2 separate regions of the Homo sapiens genome follow, and region 1 is linked to region 2. A link is a loop called in an ENCODE intact Hi-C map of the cell type or tissue named here. Cell type or tissue: heart left ventricle. All regions are shown on one strand. Each heading gives the region's core, and the rest is flanking DNA. Links, peaks and the distances in the headings are about the cores only.

Region 1 (4,398 bases), core at 260-4,259, 300 kb before region 2:
ATTAGTGAGCCTTCCGGGTTACAGGCACAAGGGCCAGGACTTATTTTCATGGCTGAATAGCACATGTGAAATGTAGGCGATTTCTAATCCATATTATATGAGCTCCACACTTTGCTATCTTATAAAGTAATGGGCAACGCTCAAGGAAAACCCCATCAGAATGACGGGCTAATCCTTCAGGGGGAAAATATTGCTGTTCTGCATAAGCTTTGGCTCTCTGCTTAATTAATCCCTAAAACTTTCAGGCCTTAATGAGAATAATTAGACTTGACAGTACTGAGCTTAATGCACAACTACAGACAACAAAAACCGTGTTCGGTTTATAAGCTTCCCAGAGCTTGCTGAAAGACAGGCTAATGTTATTTACAGCGGCCCCAGTGAGGGGCCGGACGAAGGTTCGGACTGGAAATGTGCTTGGCTCTCCCTGAGGACAATTTCTCTGAGGAACGGGGTACTATAGCCCCCTTTTGTGGCTTTCCCTCCATAACAAACCGTGGTCTAGACAGGATCTGGCTAGAAATTCCCTTATTACCACCCCGGCCAGACTCCATTTATCATCACCTTGAACGTAATGCTCGCGCAAAACCTCCAGGCCTCTCCCGTTCACATAACGAATCGAGGGAGGCAGAGCTCTTACGGCGCTCCAGCCAGTGTCTGCCTGCTTCTGGAAATACCTCATCTTCCAGAAAAGCATTCATTTGTCAACAGAGGGATAATGCTAAAACCTTAAAGACAAATCGGCCAGAAGGCAGGGATGGGAGAAGCAGGCAGGGTACAGCCCGGGAGAGACGGCAGCTTTGCCTCGGTGCAGTTATTTGATTTGTTAGCCTTGTGCCAGCCTCAGTCTTCTCCAAGAAGAGGTTTAAATCTCTTCTTGAAACGGTTTGAGCGTACACTCCCCAAACAGAGAGTCCAGAAGTATCCCTCCGGCGCTGCAGGGATGACCAAGTTAATTTTGTCTGTAACCGTGAGAGGCTTTTCAATGAGGGGCCAAATAACTGCACAGATTCTGGGTGTTGGGTGAAGCCTGTCCCCAAACTTGGGCGAAGCTGTTGGAGCTGGGCGTGCAGACTCGAGCAGGACAAACCGTCCCACCTGGTGAGATGACATCAGGAGTCCTTAGGAATAGGGATGGATTTCTGCACATTCCATTGGTGCTGATTATCACAGGAGATATGAAAGTGGCGATCAAAGCTACCTTAACCATCCTCGAGATTATAACAAAAGTGATAATGTCCATATGGAGATTCTTCTCAGAAATGAGAAACCGCAGATAAGCAAAATGACTGTCCAGTGCTTCTCAGTTTGGACATAATCTATGAGTTCAGAGTTCTTGCAGATCTAAGGAGATGAAAAGAAAAGGGTGCAACATTGGGATTCAGAAGCCAACATGTTACCTTTTTAAAAACAGAAATCAATACACACACGTGCCTGTGTACACACACACACACACACACAAAGCAATGTGAGGACAGGAACTTTGACCCTGGAAATGGCACCAGGCTAGAGAGCTTTGTTTTTAATTTTCAATCAAGGATTTAAAACAGACTTCAAAGGGCATTTAAGCTGACAGTTTTATTTGCTCCTTGAGGAAGAGGAAAGATGAATAAGCGTAAAGACAGATCATTCGCAAAATAATTGCAGCCCTGACATATCTAAATGAGTTTGTAAAAGAAAATACAGTGGCAATTGATCTTATTAATTAGAGATGTACCACGATGGTAATACCCACTTATCCACAGATTGCCTGCAGCTACAAAAATAAAATAAAATAAAATAAAATAAAATAAAATAAAATAAAATTAACCACTTTCTCCTGGAGAACACAATTTCTTTCCCTCCCTGCCATAGAAAGTCATCTGGGAAAAAAATCCCTGGTGATCTCTTCTCTTCACAGTGGTTAACAGCCCTTAGAGGGCAGTGTGGATGGGTTTCCTTTCTGCCCATGGAGGTTTGGGTTTATACTGGATTGCACAATGCCTTGCATGGTACAGTGGCTTGTCGCAATTGATCGAACATGTAATCTGACAAACAAACAAACAAAAATGGGCTACAAAAAAGAGAGAGCTGCTTTTTAAGCCTGTATGTGTCATTTACCTGTGACGAACAGCAGTAAGCGCGATGGTAGGCCCGACTCTCTCCATTGCTCATTCTGTCTCTGCTCTTTCCATTATCTTATTTCTGTGAACAATTGCTTAGCACTCGAACAGAATAGCCCAGCGATAAAACGCTGAGTGACGATTGGGTGGCAGCCACCTCTGAGTGCGGTCCAGCCCTGTGCCATTGGAGGCGAATCTTCAGGTTGCTGGATTTGAAACTTACACAAACACTCACTGTATTATTGCAGAAGAGAGAGAGAATGGAGAGAGAAAGGAAGAGGAAGAGGACAAGAAGAGGAAAGAGAGGAGGAAAGGAAGAGGTGGGTAAATAATAAATTGTTTAGCACTGGAAGAATCATCTAGTGCTACTCCAGTCATTTCAAGGGTTGTGTGTGTGTGTGTGTGTATGTGTGTGTGTATTTTGGGCACCTGTGGGCAGGGGGGATCAAAGTGGGAGTACAGGCACAACTGTGTTTATAAGGCAAGTGGGAACTAAAACCCAGCCTTTGGTGTCTCACCAAGATGGACACAGTGGCAGGGCCCTGTATCTGCCCCTCAAGGGGGAGGTTTTTACTAATTTGCACTAAGGCCTAGTGGGGCCAGAGGGTGAAGAGTGGTGTGATTTGAAAACAAAGCAGGGCAACAGGTTTGATATTAAAAATGACCCATTTCACCCTTGATCTTCCAACTTGTCTGGAATAGAAAAACTCATGGCCAGCAGACTCCAAGCACATATCGATATTACCCACACAAAGTTAAAAAAAAAAAAAAAGACATGAAGTAGTGAGGTGTAGTGGTGGTGTGCAGCTGTAGTCCCAGCGACTCAGGAGGCTGAGGCAGGAGGATGGCAAGTTTGAGGCTACTGGGAGCTATGATCATCCCACTGTACTCCAACCTGGGCAGCAGAGCAAGATTCTGTCTCAAAAAATAAAAGAAGGACCTGATTCTTTCAAAAGCAAAATACATTTTAATATCACTGTGACTGTGCCTTGACTTTCCTGGAGTAACAAGATTAAATTTATTATGAAATTTCAAATTAACTTTAAAGGAGGACTTGACAGCTTTTGCAGGTTGTAGGGACACCCAAGCCCATCTCACCTTTCTCTTACCTCCTGGAAGCAGCATCTTTGTTGAGGTGTGAAGAGCAAATATGGCTCATTGGTTCTTGGTGTCACCTGCTACAGGGACTCACCAGTTCTGACCTCCAAATTAGCCAGGGTGAACGCAGATGCAGGAGATGCCGTGTGAATGCTGGGGAAGGCCATGGAAAAACACAGGCCTGAGTAGCCGACAGGCCCCAGTCAGGGAAAGAAAAAGAATGCTCCCAACAGATCAAAGCCCACAGTCTCTTAAAATGGAAATGAACATTTAAAAAAGGCCTTTCTCAAGGGAGAAATATGCAGTAAATCAGAGCTTTTGAAAGACAACTGGGGCCTGTGCCGGTTTTTGAATAACTCGTCGTTTAATAAATGTTCTATTTTTGACCCTTTAGGGAAATATACAACTCCATCTGAAACTTATGAGCCAAAATAATTTAACTTTTTTTCCATCTCATTTTTATAAGTTTTGTGATGGAGACAAATGATCTGGAAGCTTTCTTTTTAAGGTTTTATGATGAAGCGAGGTCATTTAACAAGAGAGAAATGGTTTTCTCTGCACACCAGCTTTGACTCGGTGAGTGGCTAGTTAGTCCCAGCATCCGAAGTCTCAGGATCCACAAAGAGGAAGCTGTGCATGGAGTTTTGAGGAATTGTTCTTGGTTTTCTTTGTAAGGGCTTCATGAAAAGCATGTAAACAAGAGAAGAGTAGATCATCTCTTCTAATGTGTGTGTATGTGTGTGCGTGCATGTACATAGAACATTTGAAACTCTACATCGGTGACTGTACCTTGACTATATGAAACTATATGTCATGCATCCTCTGTACTGGTAAAAAGGAAGTACTTAATATATGTTGGAATTAAGTTGTTGGATGTTTTCCACATCTTTTCTAATCCCTAGGATCCTAGGCACACAGTTTGTCCACAATATATTCTCATTGTCTTGTTGTGCTGTTTTATCAAATCTTACCTATCTTCAACTGCCTTTGGACTGACACATACTGGACCTGAGAGATCAGCTTCCTGTCCACCAGAGGCTTGAATTGTTAAAAATGTTACAGGCTCATTTTACCTCTGATGAGTGGGTGCCACAAAATCTCGGGAGCAGATGTCCCTCATTTACTCACATTGCTCCGTCCCATCCCTTTCTGCTGGGTCCTGAGAGCAGCCTTCTCCCTGGCACCCAGCTGGGATTCCCAC
Region 2 (4,398 bases), core at 192-4,191:
TCCATTGGGGTCCATGAGAGAAAGTTCTAAGTTCCTTTTTTTTTCCCATTAAATTCATATAGAACTCAATTTCCTGCCCTTACATCTGTAGTTGTCTGCCTGAAAAGACTCCTTTCCCCTCTCCACCTCCCCATTTGCCTCAAGGCATCTATTTTTTTTCCTCTCCAGTTTAAAAGGCAATTCTTCAATGAACCAAAGCTGAGACAAGCATGGTTTCCTTGAAGCTCCAGGGAAGATTTATGCACTCTTCTGCTGTTGCACGTACTATGGTGCACTGCACTGCTTGAGAACATTGCTGTCTCCTCTGAAAAACTGAATACTTTTTTTTAAATGGGAATGTATCTTAACTCTGTATACCCAGTATTTAAAGGAAACTTTTTATTTAAGTATAATTTTTTAATAGCGATTTAATTCTCTTTGTACAATTAGTATCTCTCTCTCTCTCTGTACAATTAAGCTTTATGAAGGTTAGAGCTACCTCTGACTTACCCCAGTGATTAATGCACAACAGATACTCAATAGAAATTATTGGATGAAAAAATGAATACATGAGTTGATCATAAAGCAACTTACTCCTCTAGCAGGTATCTTTCTACTCAGCAATTCTTCTTGGAGCTATGTATGGCCCCAGAATATCAATACAAGTTCTGTTCCTTCTTCTAGTTGAATTTCAGATACTTCTGCCTATTAAGTTTCCCACATTATTTATCTTGTCAACATCTCCTTTTTCTCTATTTTTAAAAATTTTTTTTAATTTAAAAAAAAATTTTTAGAGACAGAGTCTCACTATGTTGCCCAGGCTGGAGAGCAGTGGCTATTCACAGGCACAATTATGGTGCACTCCCTGTATACCCAGCACTTAGCACAGGGCCTACCACAAGGCTGCTCATGACACGGTATCTCAGTTCCCCAGAATCAAATGATCCAAGAGAGAAAGAGAATGAAGGAAAGTGACCAAGACAAAAGCTACAGTGTCTTTCATAACCTCATCTTGGAAGTGACATGCAATCATTTTTGCCATATTTTATTGGTCACACAGACCACCCCTTGTCCAATGTGGGAAGAGTCCATACAGGTATGAAAATCAGGAGGTGGGGATCACCAGGGGTCCTCTTGGAGGCTGGCGATGGCCGTGGATATGGAGTAAGGAATGAAACACATGACTTCGAGACAGCATAAATCCCAGATGCAGTGCTCTATGGCACCTGAGTCACTGGCCTTAGAGACTATGCAACTAGCAAGTCAGACCCGGCCCATGCTCTCCACACATGCCCTCTTGCCACACGAATATTGCAGCTCAGTGTTTATGCCATTGAGTGATTTGCTACCCTTCTTCAACGTGGCCTCACGTGAGTCCATCTGGATAAGCCAGTCCCAAAGTCTGGGAAGTCAGCAACGTCTACCAGCAATGCATAAATGGACCTTAATAGGAATATATGCAGTTCAGTTTGCTGTGGTAAATAGATTCGTTTGTCAATTTTTTTTGTTTCAAATTTTTGAAGGCCTAATTCAAAGAGAAACCCATACATATCTAGGCTTTCTGTAGCTGAAAGCAATTAGCCACATAGCAATTGTAAAGAAACCTAAAGGGAGCATTTGGTTCACAAGTGGAAAAAAGATTGAAAATGTATCTCACCACAGGTGACAAAATTTAGGTAATAACAGTAGTAATACCAGAAGTTCAATACGATTTATTTTATATTTTAATGTTGCTTTATGAACCTAAAAGCCTTGGTAGGCAAATATTGTGTGAATTTCCTGAGACTGGAAAGCAAAAACCTTCGTCACCCTAATGATAAGTAAAAACGAGTAAGCAGTCTTGATATCCACACAGAAACACTATAACAGTGAGCCTTCAAGTGAAATTATTAAATACACGAACACAATGGGTGTCTGGGGCCCCACAGGTCCATCTTGTGGACACTGCTGGATTACCTACTGTTACAAGACTGTACTCCACTCAGAAAAAATGTTTGACCATAGATTGTAATGTTTACACATGCACGTAAAACATGAATGCAAATTTTTTTAAAGCATGCAATTAAAAAATAAATAGAAATTGGCTGGGTGCAGTGGCTCACGCCTGTAATCTCAACACTTTGGGAGGCCGATCGCGAGGTCAGGAATTTGAGACCAGCCTGGCCAACATAGTGAAACCCTGTCTCTACTAAAAATACAAAAAAATTAGCCAGGCGTGGTGGCAGACACCTGTAATCCCAGCTACTCGGGAGGCTGAGGCAGGAGAATCGCTTGAACCCGGGAGGCGGAGGTTGCAGTGAGCCGAGATCGCGCCATTGCTCTCCAGCCCAGGCAACGGTATGAGACTCTGTCTCTGAATGAATGAATAAATAAATAAATAAATAAATAAATAGAAATTATATATTTTTTCCTTCCCATACCACTTGTGAAACTCACTTTGGAGATTACTGTCTTAAACAAAATTTCCCTTCAGCTATTCTGTTACACTGTGCAGTAGACATGGCTGGCCAGAAGAGTTGGGACAGAGGGCTAGGAAAGGTGGATTCTCCCCTGAGTCTATTTGTACTTAAATCCACATAAGAACTGAGGAGCTCATGGAGGAAAAGGTGGATTGAACTCTAATACCCCTTGGGTTTCTAGGATATAGAAGCATGCCTAATGAATGAGAGAGAGAATTCCCAGGAAAGGGTGGAAGTTTTAAGGAGGATGGATGCTGTGGTGAGAGTATGTTGAGTTGATAGAGCCAGATTACACTGGGTCCAGGCAGTAAAGCTGGGTGAGAATATCCTTCCTCTTACCATGGAGATATCTCATGGATGGATTAACAAAGACCTACTGCAAGTGAGTGGAGGTTGCTGCTTGATGGGAACCCCATCCCTGAAGATCTATTAGGGTTTGAGCTGGAAGACCAAAGCTCAGCCATGCCAGGGTTAAGAGGCAAGTCATAACATAGAAAGCCTGAGAATCTCCACTCCCAAGCACCCAACACTGGAGCTTGTCTGTCACCTGCAAGGGTGACTGACGCTGAGGCTAGAGATGCCTAGTTCCTCTGTGTCAGAGAGAGGAGGAGCCTGTTTTCATGGAAAATGGTACCTCCAGCAGTACCAGCAATGTTCTCACTACAGAGTGAACCCTGCAGAAATTTCCAGCATGGGACTACTGTGTGGTCCTGGCTTAGCCAGCAGTGAAGTCATAAATGACCACAACTGATTTCTGGACACATGTTAATATCCCTAGGGATTCATGGAAAAAAATTGAGAAAAGAATCCTGGATGCAGTTTAGTTTTCTGCAGCCAGCAAGAGTATTTTTATAACCATGGTTTCATTTGTATGAGTGGGCAAGTGAGACTGAGACATTCCTATTACACACCTTAGATTGTCCTGCTGGAGCCACTAAGTGAAGCTGGAGAGGTTTAATACAAAACTGAGATAACAGAGTCATTGGAAAAATTACTTCTGTCTTAATTCAAGAGGAAAAGAAAAATATATAAACCTATTAAAATAATTTAGAGTCTTTGAAGCAAAGCAAAAAAGAAATTATACTATTAAAAAAATAGAGCAATGGGGTCTGGCCATCTCAGCAGATACCCTACTACATGACAAAATAAATAATGTAGTGGCAGTTAGTGCAATAGCTTCCATTTTAGAATATTTCAAAAATATCTGTGGGAAAAATAAACAATCCCATGCCTTCAGTGGAAGAGCTGAACCAAGTGTGGAAGCCAAGTAATCAGTTCCCAGCACAGAGGTGTCCACACACCCATTCTTCTCTCCCTGCTGAAATCTCACTAAAATATCAGCAAGATATAAAAAGCGGCTCAAGCCTACACGGCCAAAGAGACTTTGAGAGATGACAGTACACAATTGATATCAACAAAAGCTGAGAGCTGGAAGAGAGGTGAATTGCGGCTGAGTTAGCAGACCAGGGAGTGTTGAAATTTAAACCTGCCCCAGACAAAGCCACAAATACAAGATCTTGTTCCTTGAAGATTCCTGGAAAAACCCAGGTGTTTGGGTTACAGATCACACAGGAGGCCAGGATAACAGGAGAACTGGTAGAAAGATGTTGATGTGAGTCGGTTAAATGGGAGAATAAACAACAACAACAACAACAACAAAGACATGGGATCCTGGAAACAGAGAGTCTAAAACAGAAGAGAGAGAGAAAAAAATCAGGATGGTAGTGAAGAGAAACCACAAGAAAACACCTATGCTGCACCCCAAAAAGGCAAAACCCAAATTGGAGAAGAAAGACAGAGAGCTCTTGAGGAATGATGCCAAGAAAAGAGAGATGGAACTAAAAGAATAGTTGGCATGTTTAGGAATTAAGATTGTCAGCTGTATCAGATGGTTTAAGGATGAATTAATAATAGATACATGTAAAACACAAGCAAATAGAAAAAAAGAGGCAAATATTAG

What was found. Peaks named below come from ENCODE experiments on the same cell type or tissue, not always from the same donor. Only the 100,000 strongest peaks of a DNase experiment are listed, where the experiment ranks them.
Region 1: it touches region 2 in a loop (1.9-fold over the local background); 1 of 110 quality-filtered maps calls a loop at or near these places.

Annotation. Positions count from the first base shown.
Region 1 is chr6:14,281,848-14,286,245 of GRCh38, forward strand. LINC01108 (long intergenic non-protein coding RNA 1108) reads right to left here and starts at 3,607. Exons shown (of 2, transcript NR_108097.1): 1 at 3,209-3,607; 2 at 1-1,341. It overlaps LOC124901266 (a long non-coding RNA gene), which reads left to right and starts at 3,974. Exons shown (of 2, transcript XR_007059465.1): 1 at 3,974-4,398. In heart left ventricle, for the core only: a CTCF peak has its summit at 1,901; no DNase peak of the experiment used is centred there.
Region 2 is chr6:14,582,748-14,587,145 of GRCh38, forward strand. LOC101928354 (a long non-coding RNA gene) reads right to left here. Exons shown (of 4, transcript XR_241980.4): 4 at 3,557-4,398. Among named protein-coding and RNA genes, the nearest start is that of LINC01108, 300 kb to the left of the region's middle. In heart left ventricle, for the core only: a CTCF peak has its summit at 1,934 (motif pointing left); no DNase peak of the experiment used is centred there.